Linked DNA regions of Homo sapiens: region 2 is linked to region 1. Evidence: chromatin loops called from intact Hi-C (ENCODE). Cell type or tissue: ovary. All regions are shown on one strand. Links, peaks and the distances in the headings refer to the core of each region. The heading gives the core; the rest is flanking DNA.

Region 1 (15,576 bases), core at 3,466-11,465:
TCCTGGACCCACCCCTCCTGGGTAGCCCCACCAGCACACAAACACACTGTTACTTCTCGCCTCTTATCCACCCTTGATCCTGTAGCCCAATCCAGCCACTGCTCAATTCTTTGCTGTCTTTATTTTTATTATTTTCACTTATTTATTTTTTTGAGACTGAGTCTTGCTCTGTCTCCCAGGCTGGAGCACAGTAGCGCGATCTCAGCTCGCTGCAGCCTCCGCCCCCCAGGTTCAAGCAATTCCCCTGCCTCAGCCTCCCCAGTAGCTGGGATTACAGGCACACACCACAACGCCCAGCCAACTTTTGTTATTTTTAGTAGAGACAGGGTTTTGCCATGTTGGTCAGGCCGGTTTAAACTCCTGACCTCAGGTGATCCGCCCGCCGTGGCCTCCCAAAGTGCTGGGATTACAGGCGTGAGCCACTGCGCCCAGCCTGGCTCTCTTTAAAAATATAATTTCTCAAAAGATTGAAGTTTCTCTCTCCGCCTTCTCTTCTCATAGTCTCTGTTGCAAACCCTCTATATTGCTATTGATTTGTTACGTATGCTTGTTCTGTCAATACCTCTGAGAGGAGTGTCAGAATTTCCAGTTATGATGGTGGAGTTCTTGATTTCTTCTTTGAGTTCTGTCAGTTTTGGCTTCCTGTATTTTTTTTTTTTTTTGAGACAATGTATTAGTCAAGGTTCTCTAGAGGGACACAACTCATAGGATAGATGTATATATGAAGGCGAATTTATTAAGCAGTATTGACTCACACGAAGGCGAAGTTCCACAATAGGCCGTCTACAAGCCGAGGAGCAAGGAGGCCAGTCCGAGTCCCCAAACCTCAAAAGTAGGGAAGCCGACAGTGTAGCCTTCTGTCTGTGGCCAATGGCCCGAGAGTCCCTGTCAAACCACTGGTATAAGTCCAAGAGTCCAAAAGCTGAAGAACTTGTAGTCCAATGTTCAAGGGCAGGAAGCATCCAGCACGGGAGAAAGATGAAGGCTGGAAAACTCAGCCAGTCTGGTTCTTCCACGTTCCTCTGCCTGCTTTTATCCTAGCCGCAGTGGCAGCTGATTAGATGGTGCCCACCCAGATTGAGGGTGGGTCTGCCTCTTCCAGTCCACTAACTCAAATGTTAATTTCCTCTGGCAACACCCTCACAGACACGCTCAGGAACAATATTTTGCATCCTTCAATCCAATCGATCAAGTTGACACGCAATATTAACCATCACAGGCAGGGTCTGGCTCTCTTGCCCAGGCTGGAGTGTAGTGGCACAATCTCAACTCACTGCAACCTCTGCCTCTTGGGCTCAAACGATCCTCCCACTTCAGCCTCCCGAGTAGCTGGGACTACAGGCACATGCCACCGTGCTTGTCTAATTTTCGTATTTTTTATAGAAACAGGGTTTTGCTGTGTTGCCCAGGCTGTTCTCAAAATCCTGGGTTCAAGTGATTCTCATGCCTTGGCCTCCCAAAGTATTGGGATTACAGGCATGAGCCAGGGCGCCCAGCCTGCTTCATGTATTGAAGCTGGGTTCATGTACATTTAGATTATGCCTTCTTGATGAATTGATTTTTTTGTTATGAAATGGTCTTCTTTATTTCTGGTAATATTATTTGTCCTGAAGTACTCTTTGTCTGATACTAATATAGCCACATAAGCATTCTTTGATTAGTGTTTATATGCCATACCTTTTTTCCCCATTCTTTTTACTTTCTTAATTTTGGTGTTCATATTCTTAGAGAGGAGCGTATTATTGGGTCTCATTCTTGTACCCCATGTGATATTCTCTGTTTTTCACTTGTAGTCCATTTATGTTTAATGTAATTGTACATGGGTTTAAGTCTACCATTTTTCTGTATGCCTTGTATTTGTTTCATCTGTTCCTTGTTTCTTTGTTTTTTACTTTTCTTTCTTATTTTGGATTAAGTGTATTTTAGAATTGTCTTTTATGTGCTCTCTTGGCTTTTTTTTTAAAAATAGACTTCATTTTTGAGAGGAGTTTCAGGTTCACAGCAAGATTGAGTAGAAAGCACAGAGAATTCTCACATGGCCCCTGTCCCTCCCCGCCCGCAACTTCCCCCACTACTGACATCCCATAACACTGTGATTTGTTTCTTACAGTCAGTGAACCTACACTGACACTTATTATCTCCACTGACTTTTAAACTTCCTTGTTGTTTGTTTGTTTAAACTTTCTTGTTTGTTTATTTGTTTAGTGTGCTCTAGAGATTGCAATATTCATCTTTAATTTATCATAGACTGCCTTGAATGGATAGTATGTAATTTCCCATATTATGTAAAAACTTTGAACAGAATAGTTTCATTTACACTTTTCCTTCTCTTTGTGCAATTGTTGTCCTATATTTTATTTCTACCTTTGTTATAAACACCACTATTCATCATTATTATTTTTGCTTTCACTAGTTGGTAGGTTTTTTGTTTTTGTTTTTGTTTTTTTTGAGATGGAATCTCACTCTGTCACCCAGGCTGGAGTGCGATGGTACAATCTCGGCTCACTGCAACCTCTACCTCCCGGGTTCAAGCGATTCTCCTGCCTCAGTCTCCTGAGTGGCTGGGATTACAGGCGTGAGCCACCACACCCGGCTAATTTTTGTATTTTTAGTAGAGACGGAGTTTTGCCATGTTGGCCAGGCTGGTCTTGAACTCCTGACCTCAGGTGACCCGCCAGCCTCGGCTTCCCAAAGTGCTGGGATTATACGCGTGAGCCACTGTGCCCAGCCTTAAATAAATTTTTATAAACATCTACTTATTTTTACCATTTCTGGTGTTTTTTATTCCTTCCCCAAAATCTAAGATTCCATTTGGGTCACCTTTTTTTTTTTTTTTTTTTTTTGAGACGGAGTCTCGCTCTGTTGCTCAGGCTGGAGTGCAGTGGCATGGTCTCGGCTCACTGCAAGCTCCACCTCCAAGGTTCACGCCATTCTCCTGCCTCAGCCTCCCGAGTAGCTGGGACTACAGGCACCTGCCACCACGCCCAGCTAATTTTTTGTATTTTTAGTAGAGATGGGGTTTCACTGTGTTAGCCAGGATGGTCTCGACCTCCTGACCTTGTGATCCACCCGCCTCGGCCTCCCAAAGTGCTGGGATTACAGGCTTGAGCCACCACACCTGGCCCATTTGGGTCACCTAAAGAACATTCTTTAGTGTTTGGTGTGTGTGTGTGTGTGTGTGTGTGTGTGTGTGTGTGTGTTTGACAGAGTTTTGCTCTGTTGCCCAGGCTGGAGTGCAGTAGTGCAATCACTACTCACTGCAGCCTCGACCTCCAGGGCTAAAGCGATCCTCCCACCTCAGCCTCCTGAATAGCTAGGACTACAGGCATGCGTCACCACACCTGGCTAATTTTTTAGATTCTTTGTTAAGACGAGGTTTCACTTTATTGCTCAGTCTGGTTTCGAACTCCTGGGCCCAAGTGATCCTCCCACCACGGCCTCCCAAAATGCTGGGATTACAGGCATGAGGCACGGCACCTGGCCTATCTCAATTTTTGTTCTCCTGAAAATGTCTTTATTTTACCTTGAGTTTTGAAGGATATTTTCACAGGATGAAGAATTCTACATTCCTTCAGCACTTTAAATATATCATTCTATTATCTTTGGTTTCTACAGTTTCTGATCAGAAGTCAGCCATAATTCTTATTTTTGTTCTCTTGGATGTGATGTGTCCATATTTCTCCAGCTGATTCTTAAGAATGCTTTCTTTGTCCTTAGTTTTTAGCAGTTCGACTATGATGGTCTAGGTGTAGTATTTCTGTATTTATCCAGTTTAGGATGTGCTGAGCTTTTTGAATCCGTGGGTTGCTATAGTTCATCCGTTTTGGAAAGTGGCCATTACCTCTTCCAATATTTCCTTTGTCCCATTTTCTCTCCCTTTCATTCTGCAACTCCAAATAAAAGCATATTAGCTCATTTAATATTGTCCCACGTTTTTGAATGCTTTGTTGTGTCTTATTTGATTATTCTTTCTTTCTCTGTGTGCCTCAGTTTTGATAATTTCTGTTGACTTGTCTTGAGTTCATAGATTCTTTATTCTGCCATGTCTAATATGCTATTAAGCACGTCCAAAAAATTCTTTATTTCAGATTCTGTATTTTTCAGTTCTAGAATTTCCATTTAAAAATTTTCATTTCAGCCAAGCACGGAGGCTTACACCTGTTATCCTAGCACTTTGGGAGGATTGCTTGAGACCAGGAGCTCAAGACCAGCCTGGGTAACATAGGGAGACCTTCTCTCTACAAATAAATACATATGTAATTTTCAAAATTATTTTTAAAGGTTTTCATTTCTATGTTGAATTTCCCCATCTGCTCACGTTTTGTCTCCCTTTCCACTAAATCCTTTAATATATTTATGTATTTTAATGCCTTTGTCTGCTAATTCCAACATCTGGATTATATTGACTTTGCTGCTACTGACTGCTTTTTTCTTCTTCTCTTGTCAATGGTTCATATTCCCTGCTTCTTTACCTGTCTAGTAATTTTTTATTATATGCTAAACATTTTGAGTGCCTCATTGTAGAAACTCTGGGTTATGATACTATCCTCTGAAGAGTGTTAAACATTTTTTTCTGGCAGTTAACTAACTGGTGGATTGTCTTGATTTTGTTAAAGATTGATTTTAGACTTCGTTAGGGTGGTTCTATTTCAGTTTTAGTCACAGTTTTAGGAGGAAGCCCTTACTCTTAAGGTATGATCTTTACTTCTGAATGGTAGCCTTTCTGGATTTCTCTGTGGTTCCCTCCTTTTTGGTAACCTGCCCACAAATTCTAGCTGTTTTTGCTGCCCTGAACCCTGAGCTTCCTTTTCTCTACCCAGAGAGACTGTGACTCTCTGCTTGTAATCCTCTTCCTGGTACCACAGTTTGAAAATTACCCCAAGGCAGAAAGTCAAGGGGGATGTGTAGTTCAGCCTTTTGTGTTTCCCTTTTTAAAGGATTGTAGCATGGCAATGCCTGCAGTCTAATGCCTAATAATTGTTTCATATATTTTGACCATTTTTGCAGTTATTTGTGACAGATTTGTCCAGTACCAACTACTCTGCCATGGATAGAACCAGAAATTTCTCCTTTTCTCTGAGCCCTTGCCAATTAAGCTTTCATCCCCACAACCTCACCCTTTCCAGATAATCAATGACATTCATATTTCAAACTCTAATCTTCATGATAAGGCCTTATCTAATCTGAATAAAAGCTGTATTTGTCATGATTGAGCACTCTCTCTCCTTCTTTTTTTTTTTTTTTTTGAGATGGAGTCTCATTCTGTCACCCAGGCTGGAGTGCAGTGGCACAATCTTGGCTCACTGCAACCTCTGCCTCCTGGGTTCAGGTGATTCTCCTGCCTCAGCCTCCTGAGTAGCTGGAACCACAGGTGCGTGCCACCACGCCCGGCTAATTTTTTGTACTTTTAGTAGAGTTGGGTTTTCACCATGTTAGCCAGGATGGTCTCGATCTCCTGGCCTCGTGATCTGCCCACCTTGGCCTCCCAAAGTGCTGGGATTACAGGCGTGAGCCACCGTGCCCAGCCACTCTCTCCTTCTTGAAAGTTTTTTTTTTTTTACTTTGTTTCCAGAATACCCAATTCCTTCATTTTCCTCCTACTTCACTCGTTATTCTTTGTTCTCATCTTCCTGGCCTCCAAATGTTGGAGAGCCGCAGCATTCACTGTAAGTCCTCTTCCTTTCTTCAGCCAAACTCTCCTTGGTTATCTCTCTGAGTCCTATGGCTTTAAATATCATCTGTATATGGGCAGGTCTCATAGTCTTATCTCCCGCCTGAATTTCTGCCCTGAAATTCAAACTCAGAGCTCCATCTGCCTCTCAATGTCTCCATTTAGAAGCCTAAAAAGCATGCCTTACTTAACATGTCCAAAACTGACCAAGCCTGCCTCTCCTTTGGTCTTACCCATCTTAATAAATAACTCCATTTTCCCAGTTGCTCAAGCCAACCATTTTGGAATCATCCTGGAAACTTCTCTTTTATTCGAACCCCATATCCAATCCATCAGAAAATCCTGTTGGCCCGACCTTGGAAAGCTACCCCACCATCATCTCCCTCCTGGATTATTACTGTAGCATTCTCAATGGTTCCTTGCTTCCTCCCTTGCCTCCTGTGCCAGCTGAGACCACTGCAGAATGTAGATGAGCTGTATCCTCTGACAGATACAGAGATTGCAGAGAGGTTAGCAGACGGGCTGATTACAAGCTGCGGGTGGGATCAGGGGTACCAACAAGAGACGGTGACGTATCCTCTTACCATCCCTAAGATGGGTGAGAGTCAAAGCTGCCGGCCCCCTGATAGGAGCCATAGCCTTTGGTAGAAAAAGTCAGCTACTTCCAAACTACAGCCTAGTGGAGACAGAGAGCCAGGGAAATCAATACCCTCCCCTCTCCTCTTGCCCTCTGATCTCCTGCTCTGTCTCCCACTGGCTGAGCCTAACTGGAAGCTGGAGGGTTGGGGAGCCCACTGATATAGTCCACAGAGGGCAGCCTCCCAGGGCAGAGAGCAGGGTGAACAAAGGGAGAGTAAATTTAGAAGGCAAATGGTGAATATCCCAAACCCCTCTGCTTGCCCACAGCTGCACACACCATCCATGGCCCAGTCTTCATGTAGCTGCCAGAGTGATCTATGCACTACTGGGGACCAGAGGTGAGGGGTGGGGGTCACAGGATGGATGGAGCCTGGATCTATGGGACACTAAAGGGAGGAGGGCTGCTTGCCCACCAGGAATGCTGATCTTTCCTTAAGAGAGCAAGATAAAAACCTCTATTGTGTTTGAGTTACTAAATGTTTGGGAGTCTATTACAGTTTAGCCACTTATCTTAGACACATGTAAAGCAAGGGTAATAGTTATATCATCCCTACAGGGCTATCAGGGGAATTAAATAAGCTATAATTGCTTAGAACAATGCTTGGCATAAGTTCTTAAGCAATGGTAACAATTATTATTATTATTACTATTATTATTGAGACAGTCTCAGTCTGTCTCCCAGTCTGGAGTGCAGTGGTGCAATCTCAGCTCATTGCAACCTCTGCTTCCTGTGCTCAAGTGATCTTCCCACCTCAGCTTCCCGAGTAGCTGGGACTACAGGCACACGTCACCATGCCTGGCTAATTTTTTGTAGAGACAGGGTTTTGCCATGTTGCCCAGGCTGGTCTTGAACTCCTGGCAGATCCTCAAGTGATCTCCCTGCCTTGGCCTCACAAAGTGCTGGAATTACAGGTGTGAGTCACTGCACCCGGTCCAATTATTATTTTTATTTAATATGTAAAATTAATATGAAAGCATACTATTAATTATGTTTTTGCGAATGCCTTGTTATAGACTTTGAGGGGTTCTTCCAGAGAGTTGAAGAATTGTGGAGTGTGTGTGTGTGTGTGTGTGTGTGTGTGTGTGTGTGTATACATATATATATAGAGAGAGAGAGAGAATTCCAGCCACCTCACCCCACACCCCAAGAGGCTGCTGATCCACTTGCCCTCCAGGCAGAGTGCCCAGGAGAAAAGAGAGCTGGTTCCTGACTTGCTTTAGGATGGGGCAGACGTTCCTCTGTGCCATGTTCCAGGCCAAAACCTTATGAAGGCCTAGCACCTTCACTCATGTGCTTTTGGGAGCCCCAAGTCACTGAATAGTCTGGCTACCCTGCAGGACAGACCACATGGAGAGGCCATGTAAGACAGGGAGAGAGGCCCCGAGACTCCACAGGGACAGAGAGACAGGCACAGCCATCCTCGTGAACCAGGTGTCCCAGCCTTCTGGGTGTCCCCACAAAGATGCCACATGCCTGAGCCATGTTGAACCCTTCAGCCCAGAAGAGCCCCAGCAAACAGCCCCTCCAGCCACCACCCCAGCAGATGATGGAGCAGATGATTCACCTAGCTGAGCCCTGTCCACCCTCAGGTTCAAACAAGATCATCAAATGGCTGGGTGTTTTTTTGTTTGGTTGGTTTGGTTTGGTTTTTTGAGAGAGGGTCTTGCTCTGTGGCCCAGGCTAGAGTGCAAGTGACTCAGTGCAGCCTTGAACTCCTGGACTCAAGTGATCTTCCTGCCTCAGCCTCCTGAGTGGCTGGGACTACAGGTGTGCCCCATTAATCCAGCTAATTTTTATATTTTTTGATAGAGGTGGGATCTCACTATGTTGGCCAGGCTGGTCTCGAACTCCTGACCTCAAGCAATCCTCCCACTTTGGTCTCTCAAAGTGCTAGTTTTACAGACATGAGTCACCATGCCTGGAGATAATTGTTTTAAGCCATAAAGTTTTGGGGTGGTTTGTGACGTTGCCACAACAGCAAGCCGAGCCTGCCCGTGTGAGCAGGAGGTGGGTGGGTACTTGCTGCTTTGAATTTCCCTTCCAGTTGGGGGAGCTGGAAATTCAAAGTCGCAAGTACCCACCCCACCCGCTGCTCACATACGCAGGCTTGGGAAGGAACGGAACACCAAGGGCCGGCTGCTTGGGTGTGTTGCAACCAGACGCCCGCAGGCCTTGGATGGATGGAATTCTCCAGGCATCCGTGGTGGGGGGACCGGCTCCTGCCCCCTTGGCCGAGAGGGCTGAGCTCACTCAGCGTCTCCATTCCTCTTCTTGATTGGCACTTTAATGAGGGCAGAAGGGGCTGACCCCCTGCCAGGGGACCGGTTCATGCCCCGTTTATCTCACAGCCCGAGTCAGACTAAAACAACATCGCAGGCCGAGCGGCCAGGAGCCAGCAGGGCCGGGAGCCCCCGCCCTCGGTGATGGATTGAGTGACCGCGGCGAGTTGGCAGCTGAAGTGTGTGGTGGCCGCACCGTCCTGTCAGCCTGCAACAAAGGAGGCCGGCCTGGCCCGGCCCTCACGCCAAACGGCTCCCCTCCCAGGGACAGCTCCGAAGGCTGCCTTTCCCTCCACCCTCCCCCAACTCCAACGCCAAGTTCCCAGAGGCAGGCTGAGGCCAGAGCCCAGTGTGCGGGGAGGGGCACTGTCCTGGGGTCCTGGGTGCGGTGCATGGGGGTGGGAAATCCTGGGCTTGCAGGCGGAGCTGGTGCTGAGAACGTCCTCTCGGGCTCCTGGCTTCAGGGCCCAGCACTGGACCCTTCCTGACGGTGCAGAGGAGGGGCTCCCTGGTCCAGCAATCCCTGAAGGATCCCAGCTGGGCCTTTTACTTGCTGTGCAACCTTGAGTGAGTTTGTCAACCTCTCTGAACCTCTCCTCATCTGTCAGAGGCGAATCCTGCTTATAACTACATCCCTGGGTTCTTTTGAGGATGAAATGAGACTTGCTGGCAGAGCCTCCCTTCCAGAAAGCAGGCTCCTACACGTGAGGCCTCGGTTTACCTGGGCGGTACTGACCATCTCCCCAGTGCCCCTGCCTGGGTTGAATGACTCTGAGAGGAGCCACTGGTGGTAAAGAACCCCCCAACTCCCGCTGTCAGGAATTGTCACCAGCTGCCACCATAAGTACCACAGCGCTGCAGCTTAGGGGTAGACCCCTTTTTACACATGGAGAAACTGAAGCTCAGAGACGTAAATGTGCCCAGTGTCCTGCAGAGAGTGAGACAGGTCAGGGACGCCAACCCAGAGCTGCCTGGCTCCGAAGTCTATGCGGCTGCTCCCAAGGCCCTGAGCTGTGGGCTGGAATTTCCCTGTAAGGACAGGGTCGTAAGTGACAGCCCCCAGTGCTCGCAGAGGCAAAGGGCCAGAGCCTGATTTGCAACGTGCGCCTCGACAGCCATGAAGTGCTCCAGGGGGGCAGCCTTTCCCATGCCTTCCTGGGGCCACAGAGTGCAGTTGAGCTCAGCAGCTTGGAGGAGGTGCAGGGGGCCGGCCTCAGCCCCTGGGTCTCCAGGTGTGGGGACCTACATCAGGAACAGGACAGTCTTTGCAGTCCCAGCTGCTCTGTCCCCAGAGCTGGGGAGGGGAGAAGACAGAGCTGGACAAATGGCTCATCAGATCCCAGAGAGCCCTGGAAGGGGAGGAAGGGGCCTTCCCGGGCCTTGTCTGGATAGCTCAGTCCTCCCAGGAGGGGAAGAAACCAGCCTCCGCTTGCAGATTTCACCTCCCTGTGAACTCCCAAAGGGCGGGAGGCCAAGCCGCAGCTGAGGTCAGAGAAAGTAGCAGGGTGACCGTGGGGCTCCACGTGGCCCTCCCTCACTCTCTGCCACGGGCCCTCCAAAAACAGGCTTCTGCCCCTCAGCGCCTCCAACAGCCTTTCCCCACCACCAGACAAAAGATGAGCTGAGCTGCCCAGCTGGTGGATCAGGGCTCTGAGGGTGGGCTAAACCAGTAGAGGCTTCCCCCAAACTCTGATTCACCAGACGAGGAGAAACCCAGCCTTTTGGCCCCAAGAATCCCGGTGCCCCACCCTGGATCCAGCCCTGAGTGGGCCCTTAAAACTGTTTCCTCCCACCCCAAGTGCTTTGCATCTATTATTCCCTTTGTGTCAAAAAGTCTTGTCCCCATTTGCCCGGTTAATTCTAAGTCAGCCATCAGAGCTCATGACACAGGTCGCTTCCTCAGGGAAGCCTTCCGTGACTGACACCCCTCCTGGCAGACCCCTGGTCAGAATAAGTCCCTCCCTGTACCGTAGTCCACGTGGCTCTGCCAGCCCTTCCTTTGCAGCTTTGCGCATGTTAAATGTCATGTTTCGTGGATTTGTGTTGATGATAAGCTCCCGATGCAGAGATGGTAGGGACCATCTCTGCTCACGTGTCTGTCCCCAGGCCCAGAAGACAGCCTGGCACACGGCAGGTGCCTGATGAGCACTTGTGGACTGGATGGCATTGGCCAGTGTGCATCTCCCAGGAACTCTGCTGTGAACTCCGCTTGGGCAGGGACATGTCTGTTTTGTTCACCATTGTGTCCCCAAAATTCAAAGTCTTGCACCTAGAACACTCTTGTTGGATATTTGATAATGAGTGAGTTTGCTGCAAAAGGAAAAAAAGCAAGAACAATAACAATTACCACCATAAAATAAGAAAACGGACCCAGAATAGAATTTGAGGCAAGAGACCCTCTGAATGAGGAGATTCTAAGTCCTTTCATTCCAGAAGAATTATCCTGTGTGCTTCAGTGAGCCAAATCCCCAGGGAACAAATGACATCAGGGAAAGCTGCCTGAGCCCAGGACAAAATCAACTAAATTGCTCCAACTGGTAAACCTCCTGGCTCTCATTTCAGCCCACTGAGTCTTAGAGAGTTGGTGGCGGGGGGCGGTGGGGGGGTTGGGGGTAGAGCATAGAATAGCAGGAGTGTGACTCTAATGTAACCCAGGACAGGAAATGTTTCCAATGTTCTAAATTTTGTGGACAAAGTAAAATGTCAGGAAACAGGAAGCAAAAGAGTGGCTACAATATATAAAGAATTCATTAAAATAAACAAGAAAAACATTGAGTTTAATGTAGACAAACAGAGGACGTGAAAGAATCACTTACATATGAAGAAACTAGAGTTGGGCAGTCAGCATTCATTGAATGCTTATCTGTATTAGACACTGAAGTAAGTTTTACATCTCACTTCATTAGCACAGGGAGTATAGCAAGAAAATCCAACCAAATGGCCAAGCACAGTGGCTCCCACCTATAATACCAGCACTTTGGGAGGCCAAGGTGGGAGAATTACTCGAGCCCAAGAGTTCAAGAGAAGCCTGAGCAGCATAGCGAGATCTCATCTCTACAGATAAAATAATTGGCTAGGGATGGTGGCACTCACCAGTGGTTCCGGCTACTGGGGAGGCTGAGGTGGGAGGATCATTTGAGTCCAGGAGGTCGAGGCTGCAGTGAGCCATCCAGGATAATGCCACCACACTTCAGCCTGGGCGACAGAGATCCTGTCAAAAAAAAAAAAAAGAAAGAAAGAAAAAAGAAAAAGAAAGAAGAAAGAAAGAAAGAAGAAAGAAAGAAAGAAAGAAAGAAAATCCAACCAACAAATGTACGTTTCTAATTTTTTTGTATATTATTTACAAAGTTCTATAATCCTTTTGTTTGTCCCAAGAAAATTCCTGCATTCCTGTCTTAATTAAATCTCTCCAACCAACCAGTTTTCTGCAGAATATAATTCATTCATTCAGGTATGAAATGATGAAAACTGTTTACATAGCCACAACCCTGATAACTACGTCTGGGATGAAATTAATTTATTTCTGAGGCGTCTGGGTTCCGCAGATGACGTAATTACTATTGGACATTCAAACTACTCCTAAGACTCATTTAGGGTAGTTCTGAGACACACTGGCAATATGGAAATAGGTCGTAAGTTCTTGGGGCAAAGACCATGTTTTGATTTTGCTATTCTGAAAGTACCGCATGTATCTAAAGCTCCTATAAATAAACAAATCAAGATCAAATGATTGGTTGAATTGGACAAAAAGAAAAACTTACCAGCTGGAAATGGCAGCATTCCCAGTTTATATCTGACCCGGTTGGGGCTCAGAGGTTAATTAACATGGCAAGCTCACGTGCTCTGAGTTCACGTGATTGTCCTCACTCATCATCAAAGAGGGGGAAACTAAGGCAGTATTAAGAGGCTATTTTATATTTACAAAATGAATTTAAAACAAGGTTTTTTTCTTTGAGACAAGGTCTCGCTCTGGCACCCAGATTGGAGTCCAGTGGTGTGATCATGGCTTAGTGCAATCTGCCCATCTCAGTGGGACCACGGGTGGAACTGCCCGCATGTGCCACCATGCCCGGCTAATTTTAATTTTTTTTTGGTAGAAAAAGGGCCTCCCTATCTCCCTATGTTGACCAGACTTGTCTTAAACTCCTGGGCTCAAGTGATCCTCCTGCCTCAGCCTCCCAAAGTGCAGGTATTACAGGCATGAGCCACTGCACCAGGAAAAGAAAAGTGTTCTCAAGGTCACACCCAGGATTCTGAAGCATGCAGAGAAATTCAGGTACTCACTCTGCTGTTGAAGGTATTGCAAATTGCTGTCGTACTTAGAAATTAACTCACACCCAGAGAAAGAAAGTCATAAAACGATGTTTCCATCCCAGTAATTCTCTATTGGAATTCATCCCAAGGAAAAGGTTTATGAGATGCAAAGGGCCAGAACCATTCAAACATGCACGGCTGCATTATTGTGAGCGGAAAAAACTGGAAACAACCTAAACATCCACTATCAAAAAAACTTTCCAAAAATACGGTAAAACCCCACGAAGGAATAGTAGAAAACTATTACAATGATATTTAAAAGGAGAAATTTAAAGATTATGCAGAAATACAAAAAACATCTGTGAAAGCGTTAAGCAAAAATCATAAATTATAAAAACGATTGAAAAAATTGGGTACTTGGTGAGTGCCCAATTTTCTTTTAAATTTTTTTCTTTTCTTGTCACGATATCATCTTTGTAATAATACTGATTAAATATTTTAAAACAATGAGCCCATGGACGGACTATCTGCTCTGGGAAGCCCCTGGCTGGGGAACTGTGGGAAAGACAGGAAGCGGAAAGGTCATGGTCCCTGGGGGAAATCCCACCGCGGGTGGGCACAGCTTCAGGAAGAACCTGTTTCTCTGGGGAGCAGGATGGTGATGACCACAGTGACCCATTTTTAAAGCAGTCAGCTCTCTTTGAAGGATCACATAAGTTTAACTTGTGATCCCTTCCTTCCTCCCTTCATTCATTCAACACATCTGAATGGAGCGCTTCCTCTGTGACAGACACAGGTTTAATGAGGTAGTTGGGGAAAACAAACCACCTCGATGCAGCGAAATCTCAGCCTAGATCTGAATGCATGTTGGCATTATTTTATTTTTTAAAAAAATTATGTATCGGCCAGGCACCCTGACTCACGCCTGTAATCCCAGCACTTTGGGAGGCCGAGGTGGGCGGATCACCGGAGGTCAGGAGTTTGAGACCAGCCTGGCCAACATGGAGACACCCCGTCTCTACTAAAGATACAAAAATTAGCCCGTCATGGTGGAAACGCCTGTAATCCCAGCTACGCGGGAGGCTGAGGCAGGAGAATCGCTTGAACCCGGAAGGTGGAGGTTGTAATCAGCTGAGATTGTGCCACTGCACTCCAGCCTGGGGGACAAGAGTGAGACTTCGTCTCAAAAAACAAAATAAAAATAAAAATAATTATGTATCATTTTTATTTATTTATTTTGAGATGGGATCTCACTCAGTCGCCCAGGCAGTGGCACAGTCTTAGCTCACTGCAACCTCCGCCTCTGGTGCTTAAGCGATCTTCCTGCCTCAGCCTCAGCCTCCCGAGTAGCTGGCACTACAGGCGCCTGCCACCATGCTGGGCTAATTTTTATACTTATTTATTTATTTATTTATTTATTTATTTAGAGATGGAATCTTGCTCTGTCACCAGGCTGGAGTGCAGTGGCACAATCTTGGCTCACTGCAACCTCCAACTCCCTGGTTGAAGTGATTCTCCTGCCTCAGCCTCCTGAATAGCTGAGATTACAGGCATGCGCCACCATGCCCAGCTAATTTTTGTATTTCTAGTAGAGATGGGGTTTCACCACGTTGGCCAGGATGGTCTCGATCTCCTGACCTCATGATCTGCCCGCCTCAGCCTCCCAAAGTGCTGGGATTACAGGAATGAGCCACCGCGCCCGGCCAGTTTTTGTAGGGACGGGATTTCAGCATGTTGCCTACGCTGGTCTTGAACCCTTGGACTCAAGCCTCCCAAAATGTTGGGATTACAGGCATGAGCCACCGCGCCTTGCTGTATCATTTTTACAATTAGAAAACATAGAGCTATGGCCCAGCACTTTGGGACACCGAGGCGGGTGGACTGCCTGAGGTCAGGAGTTGGAGACCAGCCTGGCAAACATGGCTAAACCCTGACTCTACTAAAAAAATATAAAAATTAGCCAGGCATGGTGGCATGCCCCTGTAATCCCAGCTACTCCCGAGGCTGAGGCAGGATAATCTCTTGAACCTGGGAGGCAGAGGTTGCAGTGAGCCGAGATCACGCCATTGCACTCCGGCCTGGGCCACAGAGACAGACTATGTCTCAAAACAACAACAACAAAAACAAAAACAACAACAACGAAAGAAAGAAAACATAGCGCGAATTGCATGTTAGTAAACAATGGTGATGGTTTATGGAGTCCCAGAAACATTCCCTGAAGTCAGACACCTCTTCATAGGAGAGCCAGAGCCTCATTCTTTCCACCCTGGGCCCAAGTTCCCCATCTCCCTGGCCATAGCCTATGATGATGGGGTAATGACCACAGGGTTCATCCCGTTAGGTCCCCATCCAGGAGCTGGCAGGCTCCTGAGCCCGGGAGGATGGGGTAGGAGGGTGTGGCTAGTCTGCGCAGCGGAGCCCCACTCTTACAAGCACAACTCAAGGGATTGTGTTCTTGACATGATTGGCCCCAAACTGGGTCCATTTGTTTCATGGGAAAGATGGCTCTGGGTCCAGCAGAGGAGCAGGCAGCCTATGGGTCCCCAGTCCCAGAATATAGACCTCGGGGGTCTATATCTCACCAGGGATGGTCCAATCCTCCCTTCCTACAGAGACCTCAGGCCTGTCAGCACCAAACGCCTCCCCAGGGAGAGAAGAAAGTTACAGATGGCAGGGACAAAGCATTCGGGTTTTCATTTCCTCCACGGGGTGTTGGCCACATTGGAACGTCT
Region 2 (15,576 bases), core at 5,950-13,949, 85 kb before region 1:
TATGGCAATGAATTATCTCAGTTTTGTTTTTCTTTTTTTTTTTTTCTTGAGATGGTCTTGTTCTGTTGTCCAGGCTGGAGTACAGTGGCACAATCTTGGCTCACTGCAACCTCCACCTCCTGGATTCAAACGATTTTCCCACCTCAGCCCCCTGAGTAGCTGGGATTACAGGCACCCGCCATCGTGCCCGGCTAACTTGTATATTTTTTTAGAGACAGGGTTTCACCATGTTGGCCAGGCTGGTCTTGAACTCCTGACCTCAGGTGATCCGCCCGCCCATCCCAAAGTGCTGGGATTACAGGTGTGAGCCACCGTGCCCAGCTTCAGAAAACATCTTTCTTTCACCTATATTTTTGAAAGATATTTTTACTATGTTTATTCTTTCAGTCTTTTATGATATCATCCCATTGTTGTTCCATCCATTTCTCTTGAAACAGCTTTCAGTATTATTGTTTGTCCTTCAAAGGTAATGTGTCCTTTTTTTTCTTTGACAACTTCAAGATTTACTCTTTGTTTTTAGTTTCTATTAATAATATGCCTCGATATGATTCTCAGGCTTGGGATTTGTAGAACTTCTTGAATTTGCAGTGAAGTCTTTGGACGATTTTGGGAAACTCTTGGCCAGCGTCACTTTAAATATTGTTTCTGCCCCCTTTTTTTTCTTTCTTTTCCTTCTGTGACTCCAGTTATGCAGAATTTGGACCTTTTTTACTATGTCACTTACACCTCTCATGCTCTTTTCTGTATTTTCACCCCCTTGGTTTTTCTTCATGTTTCATCTGGATATTTTTTACTACCTCATTTTCTAGTTTGCTAATTCTGTCGACTCTGCTGTTTCACCATTTACTAAAATCTTAATGTTAGTTTTCTGGTAAAACTGTCCATCTTATTTTTCTTCTGAAGATAGTAATCATACTATACCAGTGATGAATCTTGTATTTTTTTTCTTAGTCTTCAGTCATTTAGTCCTGTTTTCTTACATATCTGGAAATTTTAATTGAATTCCTGACATTGTATAAGAAAGATTTTAGAGGTTCTGGCCAATGTTATTTTTCTCCAGAGAGGAGTTAAACTTCTTCTTTCCTTCTACCTCAGATACCCAGTTTTTAAATTTTCCCCCATGCATACCTCCCCTGCATTTTTAACTTTTTATTTGCGGCAAGGGGTAAATATTAGCAGGAGTTTCCCAGAGGGACTTGTATTTTTGAAAGGATCAAAGCCTGATGCTTAAAGGGAAGAGTCTAGAGGAAGGATTCTTTTTCTTGGGATAGACAATAGAAAGATGAGGTCAGAGACAGTGTGTGTGAGGTAGAAAGTAATCAGCTTCAACCCCTGGAGTCACAACAGAGGACTTAAGGAAACTGAGTCCTGAAGAATCCGTTCTGCTTAAGCAGGAAAGTTGGTGAATCTTTTTTATAAACAAGGGTTAATTAGTTCTCTTCTAAGTAAAAAGTACATTGAACCAGATCTCTCATTTTCCTATCTTTCTAGTCGTTGAAGGTTTTCTCTTAAAATCAACAAAAGGCATCAGGATAGGCCGTGTAGCCACCTTTGGAAAGGGCAGATGTTGAGTTAAGTGGATTCTGTTCTCTTCCATAGTCCAGGACTTTTCAGACCTGAAATCAGTTAACCTGGAGATGACTAATTCAGGTTCAAGACACCAGATCTGCTGGAAGTAGATGGGTGTGAATTTTTAATGTCCTTTCCCAGGTCACCCTTTGTGGATTGAGAGATAGCAAAGGTTGGAATGACGACTGAAAGGCCACTGAGGAATCCAAGGGACATCCTAGGCAAATCCTAGGCAAAGACCAGAGGTTTCTGAGGAACTGTTGGGAAGTAGCTAAGCTGCAAGTTTATTCCTATTTTAGCCCATCTGAAAAAAAATGGGAACATTTGAGTTCATTTTTAAAAGAACCTTCTTTTGACCTTTCATTTGAGCCTGGGATCAAGCCAGTTTTCTAAAGAAATGAGACAGGACTTAATTTAAGTACCTTAGATTTGAACTACCTCCCATTCCCATTCTACCTCCTCTGCAAAAGACAGGTTCAACTTCTTTGTTCTCCCAGATGCTAAAGACCAGTTCCCAATTGGTGGTCTTACCCAGATACATGACACTTGTGTATAAATAACTTCCCTGGACATTGCTAGAAGTGAAGTATCAGCTTTGCATGTGTAGCTTTCCCAAAATGCAGGTCTATCCTACCCACCACCATAAAAAGTTAGTTGTTAGAAACAATAGCTTAGTTTCCACTGTGAATGGTGTATTACTCTTAGATGGGTCAGGGGTATTTTGAATAGCAGAAGACTGGCAAAGATCAGCTGGACATGGTGGCTCACACCTGTAATCCCAGAACTTTGGGAGGCCAAGGTGGGCGGATCATGAGGTCAGGAGTTTGAGACCAGCCTGGCCAGCATGGTGTGAAACCCCATCTGTACTAAAAATACAAAAATTAGCCAGGCATGGTGTCGCGTGCCTGTAATCCCAGTCACTCAGGAGGCTGAGGCAGGAGAATTGCTTGACCCTAGGAGGCTGAGGTTGCAGTGAGCCAAGATCATGCCACTGCACTCCAGCCTGGGTGACAGATCAAGACTCCCTCTCAAAAAAGAAAAAAAAAAAAAAGAACAATGGCAAAGATCAAGAGGAATGAAGATTGAACCAAATGAACTTTCAAAATCTTCTTTTTTTACCCTAGGAGCATGGTTGGTTTTGCCTGCTTTCTCTCTATAGTCCTCTTTCTCTCCATAGTCCTCTTTCTTTCCATATCCCCCTATATTTGTATCTCCATATATGTCCATTACTGGTACATGAAACAGGCCTTTCCAGAGCAGTAGCTTCTTTTGGAGTTAGTTTGCTTGACCAGACCAGCTCTAACTTAGCAAATGTTTTAGCTTTGGTGTTCTACGTCCTTCAGGAAATCATTCTCCTATAAGAAGCTGGGGTGGAAGAGGAGACCTCTCCTCCATAGGCAGCACCTCTTGAAATCACTGGTCCCAATCTCCACCCCAGTCTGGCCTCCATCTTTCTTCCTAGTATAAATGGTACATACTAGTAATGTAAGCTGGTGTGGTGTGATGTGATCCACATAACGGACATGTACCAAGCCTCCTATTTCTTTGGGACCTGTTTCAGATTGTCAGAGTAGTAGCTTTGGGAAAAGAAGTAGATTCTAGGCCACGTGGCCTCCGGAAAGGTCTGGGTGATGGAAGTGGGCCAGGTGTCTGAGTTACGGATATGGATCAAGAAAGAACACTGGAGCCTGACTCCTCTTCCTTGTCCAGATATTTGCATGTAATTTTTCAGAAATTTTTTAATATACTTTTGTCAGCTGCCTTCCTTTGTCAGTTCTGCTACTTGGGAGAGAAAAGAGATATGCCTGATATCTCTGTATAATTTTCACTGGCATTTAGGAAGGAATTTTTCTACGAAGACAATAGCAAAAGTCATGGTTGGGTTACCTCTCTAGGTTACCCAGTATCACACATAGATACTTAGCAGACTTTTGCTGGAAATGCTCATGGTCTTTCCAGCTTTATCTGTAAAATGAGCATAATAATACTACCTCACAGGATTGTTGTGAGGATTAAGCTAGTTAAATATTTCATTGATGAGAGGCCCCAAAGACAGTGGCTGGCACATGACGAACGTTGTTGGCTGATGCTTATGATTCCAGAAGTTCCACTGTGGTCTTCAGTACTTGGAAGTTTGCCCTTACCTACTCTGCCACACACTCATCTAAAACTTAATTTATTTAAAGAAATAGTTGGGAACGGATTTCTTTCTAAAAACCTCAAAAAACTTATTCCAAACCCTTGAAACCTATTTTACTTTTGCCACAAGAAGCTCAGCTTATACTGGTGCCCAGCATCTATGATTATTCTCTCTGATGTCATCAGCCTCCTTTCTTCTAAGCCTTTGGCATTAAAGTGAATATATTTATTCATTTGAAATAAATACAAAGTACTTTGTAAGAATGGAGGTCTTGTGACTAGGAAGGAGATCATCTTGAGCTTCTTTTCTGTTGAGGAATGTTCGGTTTCATTTCTAAAGTTCTGTATTTTGCGATTTTAATTGACATATTTATGCTTTCCTTTGTTCCAGAATGGGCATGAGGTGATTTCCATAGTTTAGGATGAGACATGCAAGATTCAGTGGGGGAGAAAGAGGAGGGAACCGGAGAGCACTCATTGGAAGAAAGGATAGGATTTCCAGTAATAACCCTTTGATTTGTGTTTTTTTCCAAGTGCTTTCGTAACCAAGGTCGCCGTGGGTAACTCCATGGGTGGTGTTCTCCCTGTTTTGTAGATGAAGACACTGATTCTAAAGAGAGTGTGTCTTTTGCTCATGTTCACCCAGCTGATACTAATGACAAGAGTTGGCATCAGGACTCTGCTTTTGAGAGCCTGTGTGTTTTCTTGGAGTTGAAATAAGTTATCTGCCAAATCAGGCTTTATGGTGTGACCGCCATAGAGGGAATTTTTTTTCCTGCATTATAATCTATCTCCTGGTTCAGTACTGAGGCACAAGCTATTTATGCAAAAACCTTGTTAGAATGGCAAAACAGGAGCTCTCATGGGGTGGGAAGGCATATTCCCCATGGCCAGTGCTAACTGTATGGAAACCTGTCTTCAGGCTTCCCTCTGCATGCTTCATGGGGTTTCAGCAACAGACAAGTAGGGGTCTGGCATTTTCAACATAAGCATACCCCCCTTCTGCCAAAAAGTCCTACACTGGGTCCTAGCTGATGAAGAGCTGAAAGGCAGGACACAATTCCATCCACAGCTGGGCTTCAGGATTCATCCTTCCTTCATAATTCTTTATAATCAATGTAGAAAAACTATAGGGAAAATAGGATTTGACTAAGCCCCGACTTCTCTATGTTGAAGATCAGTTGTCTTGATTCTACCTGTGTACATCCTGCTTATTTCTGCGGTTTTTACTTTATAGCATACTCCACCAATCCTTTTTAAGGAAAAAGCAAAATCCTATTATGGGAATGCTTCAAACCACTCTGAGCTTCCAGATTAATCTGAAACAGCATCTGAGTTCACAACTGGGTCAGAGTTGCAGAATAGCAAGAGAAACTTGCCAGTTCAGCAGGCGTGTGTCTTGGGTTAGTTAAGACAGCAGGACAGTCCTGAGGCCTGACTTCCTTGCATGTGTTTCAACCTTGGGTGCTGAGATAATTCTGGGTGGCTTTAGATAACTTTGTTTCTTAACTGAAAAAGGAGTGTCTGTTGCCTGATAAGTGTTTATCCGTGAAATAGCAACATGGTGTGCATCTTAGGGTAGGAGGGCTTTTAGATCTCCAGAGACCAGGAAAAAAAAAAAAGCAAGGTCATTGGCTTAGGCATATTACTGGAATTAGGATGTCAGTCCCAACTTTAAAATGCCTGTATTGTTTTTATTCAGGGTCCCCTTTCTGGATTCCTCCCCTTTTTTTCTCTTTGCCTTAAGGGCTATACATAATCCATAACCAAGTAGAACTGAAAACAGACAAAAGCACTCCTCTTCTAGTGGATAGAAATCTGGAATCCAGAAATGCTTCCTTCTTGCCAAACCTCAACTTGTTCCGTGCCTTTTTTTTTTTTTTAAATGCCTCTTCCCAGCCTCCCCACCCTTTCGTGATTTGGCTGAGTGAGGACTAGCTGTTTGGTTTGCCTTTTATCAACAATAGATATTCACTGCTTTTCAGGTCACATTTTCCTTTAACTCTTCTCTGTTTATGAGTATCACAAAAGGGTTCTTCAACATCAAGGCAAAACTCACACTCAGAATACTTTTTAACTGTGGATATTTTGACAGTATGAAACGGAAGTCAGTGGTGAAGACTTTCGTTTTGAAGTGACTTAGGTCTTACATGACTCAAAGATGGTTTTCCTAGTAGTATACCAGCAGAGTTGAAAATGACTCTGAAATTGAAAGTCCCATACTACTTCTAAGAAACTTGTAAAAAGTGTTGGCCAAATGCTACACCAAACATTTTGCATTAATTATTCTCTTAACTCTTCAAAACAGTCCTTTGCAGGCCAGGCTCGGTGGCTTATGCCTGTAATCCTAGCACCTCGTGGGGCCGAGGTAGGCAGATCACATGAAGCCAGGAGTTCAAGACCAACCTGGCCAACACGGTGAGACCCTGTCTCTACTAAAAATACAAAAATTAGCCAGGCGTGGTGGCACACAACTGTAATCCCTGCTACGGGAGGCTGAGGCATGAGAACCGCTTGAACCCAGGAGGTGGAGGTTGCAGTGAGCTGTGATCGCACCACTGCACTCCAGCCTGGGTAACAGACTGAGACTCAGCCAGCAAAAAAAAAGAGCAATCCCTTACAGTAGAAAGTATGTGATTTTAGCAGATGGATAAACTGAGGTTCAGAGAAATTAAGCCTCTTCCACCAGCATGCGTGTTTGGTAACTGTCAGGGTAAGATTTGATTCCTTTGCTCCTGCTTGTTTGACTACATCGTGGCAACTCCCACAAAGTTCATGGCAGCCTTACTTAGAGGCACAATAGATAGTTGGGTTTTCCAAATTTATGAGTTCAGACATAGCTTATTGCAGACAATGCTGATTAGAATTAGAGCTGTGCTGGTAGCTGAGGTTTGCAGCTGTACAACCTTGTATAGTCTCTGACTTGTGGTGGTTTAACTTACAATTTTTTGACTTGACGATGACGTAAAAGCTATATGCATTCAGTAGAAACTGTACTTCAGATTTTGAGTTTTGATCTTCCTGGGCTGGTGACATGTGATCCGATTCTGTCGCAGTGCTGGGCACTAGGGCAGCCGCAGCTCCTAGTTAGCCACGTGATCATGAAGAGGGAACAAATACTCTACAGTGGGCCCTGCTGCCAGATGACTTCGCCCAGCTGTCAGCTAATGTAAGTGTTCCGGGCATGTTTAGATATGTTAGGTGTATGAAATTCATTTTTACTTAAAGCCTTTTCAACTTAAAAATGGGCTTACCCGGACGTAATCCCATCATAAGTCAAGGAGCATCTGTACTTGGAAGAATATAAAACTTCTCCATCACACTACGGAGTCCTGCCACTTCTCTCTTTTCCTGTTGTATTTGGTTACCATCTTCCCTGGTGACAAGGAAGATACTGCCACCAGCAATTACTCAGTGAGGCAAAGATATTAAAGAGGAAATTTCCATTAGGTAAATAACTGTGAAAGAAGAACCCAAGAGAAGGGAGAGAAATTCAAGCCCCAGCTCCTGTTACACTGGCCAAATGCCTTTGGCACCCCATGCTTGCTGAAGATCATAAAAGGGTCAGGTAAACTGATCAGACAGAACAGAGGAACACAGTGTGAATTTTTTCCCTTGCCCCATTCCAGTGTCTACTTGAATTTCAGTTTTAGAAAATCAACCCTTCGGAGCCAGGCCCCAAACCCAGGCTAATTTGCAGTGTCTCCATTTGTGTAGACAATGAGATTATTTTGGGAAGGAGGGTGTTGACAGAGTGTGTGTTAGCTATTCAGTAGAACTGGCATCTTGAAGTACTTCTGAGATTTTTACCCCCTTGCTGAAAATATTGCTTTATAGAAGTTAATGACTTTGGACTGTGGCCAGAATTCACAAGTATGGCATGTGTTGAAGTGAAAGGAAGGGGAAAATCATTGTCTTTGTGAGTGTAACACTAGATTTTCTGAAGGACATTTTGTTCCTTGGAACCTTTCATTTTAGCTAGAACAACATGCACTTGAAGCCTTAAGTATTTTGTGGACTTGAGATTGCTACAAAATGAGGTAGGCAGACTTAAGTCTCTGCAAATGCTCCTTCTGGTGTTAAGGTATTATAACCAAAGAGTTACAAATTGTCTGCAGATTACCTTCCAGTTGCTAGTCGCTTTCCCAGTTTAGAAGCCTAGCACACCCTGGTGCTGTTATGCCCTGCTGCAGATAGCTTCCGCTTTGCTGGGGGGATATGCCATGCCAGATGCTTTACGTGCACACTATCCCTGAATCCTCAAGACAGTCCTGCAGAATCTGATTATTCCCATTTTGCATATAAAGAAGTCAAAGTTTAGATAACATAATACTATTTTTATTGAATGTCTCATATGTATCAGGCTCTGTGCTATGTGCTTTACATGTATTACCTAATCCTTACAGCATCTTTGTAGGGAATATTTGTATCCCCATTTTGAAAAGGAGGAAAACAGAGGCCCGCAAAGGTTACTTGTCTGTGATCTCATAGCTGTTGGGTGTCACAGTCAAAATTCAAACTCAGGTGTGATTATCTTTCTATTATGCCACATCCATACTTCCCTACTGAGGTCTTGAAGGCAAGAGACAGAAACCACTTCTGATTTCTGATTCTCTGTCTCTAGCCTGCCGTACAAGTAGGGCTTCTGCACATGTTGGATTGCTTGGTTGACTGGGTGTGTAGTGGATTTGTACTTGCTCATATCGGGACTCATTTTTCCTTCGTCTGAATAATCTGGACCTCTATCTCCAGGCTTTACTTGTCACAAGACAGTGGGAGGATGGGATCATGAAGGATGGCCTGGGCCAGTCACTCCCTACATGATGGTGTAGCTCTTTTGGGTATCTCTGCCCTGTTTTGATGACCATCTTCAAAGTCAAGGACCTGGGTAAAATAGTGCTTCCAAGCTTCAGAGAAGAGCAAGGCCAGAGGGCACCCATGATGAGCACCACTGGAATTCCCTCCCTCCACAGCCCACTTGTTTTCTGCTGTCTTTGAGGGAGAAATAATGGCTGGGCAGGACTTACCTTCCCACTGAGGTGGGGAATGGGGTAGAATTAAGGATGCCTAACTAAATGCCTCCATAGTAAAAGGAGGCCACATGCTTTATGGTAGCCTGGATTCAATCCTCAGAGTGCAGTGAACTGGCCCAGGGCCCTGCCTTTACCACTGTATCCATCATTTGGCTGGCTTTGGTTTAGTTTCTGTAAAACGTCTTTCCCAGTAAAATCTGATTAACTACTCATCAATACAGGTTTGGTTGGATCATAGATTTCAACATCTACTCAAGTTTTCTGGGTTCTCAAAGCTGTATTTCTAGGGGTGAAGACTTTTGTAATGGTTGACTGTTAACAAGTGGCAAAGGACAAGTCCAGTTGGCTTGCATAAGCAATTTTTTATGGACAGAGAAACAGGAATTCAGACAGAAGTCCTACAGTAAGTTGAGATAGGTGTAGGTACCTTTCCATGGCAAAGGTCTTCATCTTACGGAAGAATCCAGCATTAGAGGGAAGAGTGATCTCTTAGGTCATCTCATCCCATCCTCCTTGGGTCAATACATTGTCTTTGTATAGAGAACACCCAGGACCCAGTTGGTGCTGGGGAGCTGAGGCTGCCACAGCAGACTTAGTTGGAAATTAAGCTTTTGGCATAGGCTCACTCATCAACTTTGGATATTAATTGATGGGAGTAGAAGAAGAGGGAGTGATATTGGGTATTCTGCCTAGATTATTCTCCCATATTCTCTTGGTGGGGGAGTATTATAGGATTTTTAACTTCCTCCTAGTTAGCTGCCAGCGATAGGTAAAGAGCACTTTACCCTATCTGTCTTCCAAGAAAGAGAATGTAAGCTCTTAGAAAGAATATAAGAGCTTGAGAGAAACAGGAAAGACCTGAATAAGACCCTGAATTGGCTGCGGTGCTCCTGGGTCTCTTCAGGTGGAGATGTGTCCCCTGGAGACACACAGGACATGGGCACGCGTCACTTAACTGTGGTTCTCACAGCGTCTGGGGCACCAGAGAGACACGTTTTTGTCTGGAACCTGAAGAACGCTGGCAGCCTACATAATTCTAAACATAGCAGGCACTCTTATTGATTCTTTCCAAAACAAAGGTCACATTTCCTTTCTGTGTAGTTTGTGTCCTGGGTTCCTGCTGACTGTTTTGTGTATACGATTGTTACCTTCTCAAAGAGACTGTCAGTTCTTGAGGGCAGGGTTCAAGGCTGCTGTTTGTTTGTGTTCTTCAGCAGTACCTAAATCTGTCCTGGGCTCAGAGGAAGTATTTAGTAAAGACATTCTACCTTGGGTTGTAGGTCACACAGTGCCAGAGCTGGAAAGGATTTTGGAAATCGTAGAGTCCAACACTCTAATTTTGTAAGTGGTACCACTCCAAAAACTTACTTGGGAGGCTGGTGTTTATCTGCTGGAAAGAGAGGATTTTATTATGTTAAACTATAGTGCAAATGACCATAATTCTAAACCTTTGACAGGCTTCCCTCAAACGCTGCAGGCATGTTCCTCCTTGGACTAGTAGCAGAGTAATAAGAACAGTAAGAATGCTAACTAGATACCAGGCCCCCGAGCCATTGTCATGAATGCTTCCAGCCACATGACAAAGTAGGTACTCTGGCTATTCTCCAGATGCAGAGGAGGCTCAGAGGTAGGTGACCTCGCTCAGGGTCATGTAGTTACCAGAATGGTCGAGGGAGGACTGAAGTTTGGTCAGATGCCCCAGCTTGTGGCCCTTCTCCTATACTGTGGTAACTCTCAGATGGGGTCTCTGACTGAAGCCACTCCTTAGTGATTCACGGTGCTAGCTTTGCAGCGTCGTGTGGTGTTTCCAGTTGTCCTAAAGGAAGTTATTAATTTTCATTAACTTTAATTCTCTCATTAGACAGGCAGTGATATGGAAGGCAAGGCAGAAAGCAAACAAATAATGATAGGGGTTACATCTCCAGAAAGGTCAGGAATCACTGCCCTAGGTTGTAAAATATTTGGACTGAGTAAAAGGCATGAGTCTTCCCATAGCTTCTTCCAGGAACTGTTGCTTTACATGGAATTGCTGCTGTGTTCACTAGTCCCTCTTCTGTGCCCAGAACTCACTGTCACATGTGTCAAGAATCCTCATGACTGAGGTTTCCAGGGCAGATCTGATCTGTGTAACACGCACCCTAACCCCCTTGCCAAAGGAGAATGAAATAGGCCCCTAGATGGCCACCCAGTTCCTGGGCCTTCCAGGCAGGCAGCTTGCCTTGAGGCTTTCCCCTGAGCCTTGTATCTAAGGAACATTCCTGTGAGTTTTCTAAGAGGTTAGTCCTGGGTCATTGGCACTTAAACCACTTGTTTTGGTAGATCCTTCCTGAGAAGGTTAATTATATATTTGATATCCTTCTCTTTTTATGCCTGAATGATGAGGATAAGTACTCTGTGGTTTATTAACTGTCACTTTAAACCTTTTCAGATTGTCTTGTGACAAAACAGAGTTTTATGTCCTTTTTATCCCAGCTTTGATGGATGAGACAGCTTTTCTGGTTAAAGTATGCCAGGATAAATAAAATCTCTGAATTGTGGAAAGGGTGGGTTTGCATTTGAAATCATGAGTTCAAGTCTGCCACCTCCTATGAACGGTGACCTAACCTGTTAATCTTTCCATCGATTTCGTTTTTGGCTTTTGACAAATGGAGCTTGGCACCTCATAGGTACTCAGTAATTATTGAATAAATGAAAGACAGCATTACTGGAGGGAGTTTGATGTCTCCAAATATTTGATACCAAACCCTAAAGCAACAATCTGACACATTTCCTGTTTTGAATTCCACTAATTCTTAGAGCAAAGAGCCTATGTTCTTACCATGATACAGTCCTGAAGCTCACTTCTCCCTCAAGACTATTTTGTTATACCTCTGATTTTTTCAGTAAATTTGGAGTAGTATTCTGGAAAGTGAATGTCATTAAAGATTTTTAGTAGTTGCTTTGCAAAGCCTAGTGTCCTCCATTGTATGCATCCCCCAATTGGTATGTGTCCAGTCCTTTTGAGAACCACTCAACCTGGGGCAGACAGTATAGGTAACTGCATTTAAAATATTTAAATTTATTTATATTTAAATTATTGGCCAGGCACAGTGGCTCACGCCTGTAATCCCAGCACTTTGGGAGGCCTAGGTGGGCAGATCACTTGAGGTCAGGAGTTCGAGACTAGCCTGACCAACATGGTGAAACCCCATCTCTGCTAAAAATACAAAAATTAGCCAGGTGTGGTGGTACACACCTGTAGTCTCAGCTACTCGGGAGCCTGAGGCAGGAGAATCACTTGAGCCTGGGAGGCGGAGGTTGTGATGAGATGAGATCACACCACTACAGACCAGCATGGGCTTATCTAATTGTATTTAATTTAAATTTATTTAAAGTAATTCAAATAGTAAAAATAGTGCCAAGACTTTAAAACTCTTCTCCTGCTTTTAACTCCTTCTAGTTTGCTGGAACATTATCAGATGGCTTAGGGAAGACGATGGACAATCGGCATCAGTCAGAGCGGGAGTACATCAGGTACCATGCAGCCACAAGTGGTGAACACCTTGTAGCCGGCATCCATGGCCTGGCTCATGGTAAGTCATGGGTGACATCAGGCTCTGCTGCTGCTGGTCCTCAGAGGCGCCTTTGTATCAATCTGATTGCAGCTATAAAAAAAGAAAGGTGGGCTGGGCGCGGTGGCTCATGCTTGTAATCCCAGCATTTTGGGAGGCCTAGGAGAGTGGATCATGAGGTCAGGAGTTTGAGACCAGCCTGGCCAACACAGTGAAACCCCGCCTCTACTAAGAATACAAAAATTAGGCCAGGCACAGTGGCTCAATCCTGTAATCCCAGCATTTTGGGAGGTCGAGGCGGGTGGATCATTTGAGGTCAGGAGTTTGAGACCAGTCTGGCCAACATGGTGGAACCCCATCTCTATCAAAAATACGAAAATTAGACAGGCGTGGTGGTACATGCCTGTAGTCCCAGCTACTCGGGAGGCTGAGGCAGGAGAATTGCTCGAACCCTGGAGGCAGAGGTTGCAATGAGCTGAGATCGTGCCACTGCACTCCAGCCTGGCAACAGAGCAAGACTCCAATTCAAAAAAAAAAAAAAAAAAAAAAAAGAAAAGGCTGACAACAGAGGAAATCCTGTGTTGGCGTACCTGATAGCCTTCCAAGCTCTCTTACTTTATCCTCCTTGCAGTTGAAATACGACAGCCGGTGAGAACTCCTCATTCGCTTTCTGAATGTTGTGCACATTGCAATTCCTTTTCGTTCTCTGGCTTCTGTTCCCAAAGTATCATAAGGTGTAATCAACCAGACCTGTTCTTAGAATTGTAGCTGCTACTTCTCTTAGAATTGTAACCTCTGCCTTCTCCTTACTGATCATTCCTTCCAAAGAAATTGAAATGAGGAATTTGTGGCCAGGTTTGTAGCCCAGGTGTTTTTTAGTTTTACATAAATGTGCATTCACTAAAATTATAAATTTATTTGCCTAAGAGATGTTGGTGATGGCATGAATGCATTTGGTCTCTGACTTTGAATTCTTTTAATGCTTTAATTCTGAGTCATTTGCCTTTTGTTGCATTTTTCTTAACAATTTCTTAGTACGGCATCCAAGGCCCTTGGAACTATAAATCCAGCCAATTTTCCAACCACCATCCTTCAGCCATGCTGCACTTTGGCCACACACAGCTATGTACTGCTTCCCAGGTGTGCTTCCAAGTCCTTGCTCACACATGGTCCTTCTGCTCTCCCTCCTCTGCCTCATTTCCTTGTCTATCAAAATCCTACTCAGCCTGTAAGTCCCAACTCAATACATTTTCCCAGCTCTATTGTCCCTGTTAGAGTTAATGACAGAGCACAGTCTGGGTTGTGTATGTCACCAGCTGTGTACATCTGATAGATTGAGAATGTGAGGAGGGGAGAAGGACCACTTTGCATTCACCTTTCTCCTTGTGTACCTCACATGACACCTGGCACATAGCTCATGCATAGTAAGGCTTAGTAAATTAAACTCTTTGTACCAGATCCTTAGGAACCATCCAAAGCTATCAGAGTCATATCAAGACTGATCAGTATTAATTATCTGCATTTGGAAGAAGAGGAAGGAATATAGACAGTAAAATATTATATTTCTATTTGTGCTTAGGACACGTTTAGAATAGAGTTTTTGTTTATCAGCTTTCCTAATGGTGAGATTTGGATCAAAATGCCTTTGCTTTTCCTAAGGCTGCCCAACCGTAAAGGGAGCTGTCCCTAAGGAGACGTCAGGCCAGAAGTGAAATTTGGCTGAAAGTAATTTGTTTATGGATTTTAAAAGTTGACTGTTGGGCAATCATTTGGGGTTAAGGTTTAATCATTCTTTCTCGTAATGGTAATGACAGTACATTGGACTCTTAGAAGACTTTTAAAATGAATATAAAATGCTTTGTTATGTGTGGTGGCCTTTATCTGGCCAGCATCCTTGTGACGTGGAGAGAGCATGGCTCTCCTCACTTTCTGGATGAACACACAAATGTGCTGAGAAAATGCATGATTGGTTCAAAGTTGCAAAATCACCTCCCATCAAGAATCATTCCTATAATATGTACAGCCTCTCCAGGAGCCAATGGCTTCATCCAAAGAGGATCCACTGAGCTCTGGGTTATACGAAGGCAGTATCCTAGAGTGAGAGTCTTCCCTTAGGATGAAAAGACCTTTAGAAGGTGATAAGAACCAGAATCCACTCAATCCCCTTGATGTAAGAAATGGGAATTGTGCTCAGTTCTCTCTGCAGGCCTTGCTGGACCCAGGTTCAGTCATGTTCTGTCTCTCAGGTCCCAGTCTGAATTCCTGTTCTGTGTGTGCTCTGCCAAAAACTTTGTTCAAAAGTTTGGGAAAGGGCTGGGTGCAGTGGCTCAGGACAGTAAGCCCAGCACTTTGGAAGACCTAGAGGGAGAATCGCTTGAGCCCAGGAGTTTAAGGCTGCAGCAAGCGGTAATCATGCCACTGCACTCCTGCCTGGGTGATAGACGGACACCCTGTTTCTAAAAAAAAAAAAAGTTTGGGAAAGAGATATTGCCTCACTGGAGCAAATTTACCCAGAATCCAAAAGAAATGTTGTGAATTGTTAGTACATTCTCACCCAAGGAGTTTCCTTTACCAATTTGTCTCACTAGAGCTGAAGAGTCTAGAGAGCTTCCTCACACCCCACTGTCAGAGGGTAAACATCCTGTGAGTGTCCCTGGCACAGGTCCTGGAGATGCTCCCTAGACGGGCTGCCTCTTCCCTTCAGTGACTGTGACCTCTTCAGCCTCTGCCAGCTTCTGGCCTCTTCTAAGGTGTTTTCAGCCATTGCTGTCAACTTGCAAAATGTTTGGAATGCCTTTTTGACCTGGATTGGTCTTTTGAACTGACTCCATTGAGGGTCCCAGCCAGCTTTCACAGCTTTTTGGGGTGCTCTTCATGAAGGTTTTATATAATCGCCGATACCGAATTTCATCAAAGCATGCAGTAGCTTTTACCTTATTTCAAGCATCCAGTGGGGTTGGCCAGTCACCCCCATAGTGTTCTTTGAAAATTGCAAATGTATACCATCAGCTCTCCATATCCACAGATTCAGCCAACCATGGATGGAAAATATTTGGGGGGAAAAAAGATTTCACGAAGTGCCAGAAAGCAAAATTTGAATTTGCCACACGTTTCAAATACTGTATTGACTCCACACAAATGAAGTGATATGTGGGCATCGTATTAGCTACAATAAATAATCTAGAGGTGATTTAACGTATACAGGACGGTGTGTGTAGGTTATATGCAAACACCTACAGCACATTATGTAAGGGACTTGAGCATCCTAGGATTTTGGTATCTGC

What was found. A loop is a pair of places that touch in the nucleus more often than their neighbours do. Peaks named below come from ENCODE experiments on the same cell type or tissue, not always from the same donor. Only the 100,000 strongest peaks of a DNase experiment are listed, where the experiment ranks them.
Region 2: a loop joins it to region 1, with 2.1 times the contacts of the local background. A loop is called at or near these places in 5 of 110 quality-filtered maps.

The regions. Positions count from the first base shown.
Region 1 is chr1:12,531,689-12,547,264 of GRCh38, forward strand. No RefSeq gene overlaps it. Among named protein-coding and RNA genes, the nearest start is that of LINC02766, 14 kb to the left of the region's middle. RefSeq lists enhancers at 8,664-9,312, 9,875-10,169. In ovary, for the core only: no CTCF peak of the experiment used is centred there; DNase peaks (open chromatin) are centred at 8,443, 8,866 and 10,063; H3K27ac peaks cover 2,986 bases.
Region 2 is chr1:12,443,818-12,459,393 of GRCh38, forward strand. It overlaps VPS13D (vacuolar protein sorting 13 homolog D), which reads left to right. Exons shown (of 70, transcript NM_015378.4): 66 at 12,181-12,313. Among named protein-coding and RNA genes, the nearest start is that of SNORA59A, 56 kb to the right of the region's middle. In ovary, for the core only: no CTCF peak of the experiment used is centred there; DNase peaks (open chromatin) are centred at 6,811 and 10,940; H3K27ac peaks cover 1,581 bases.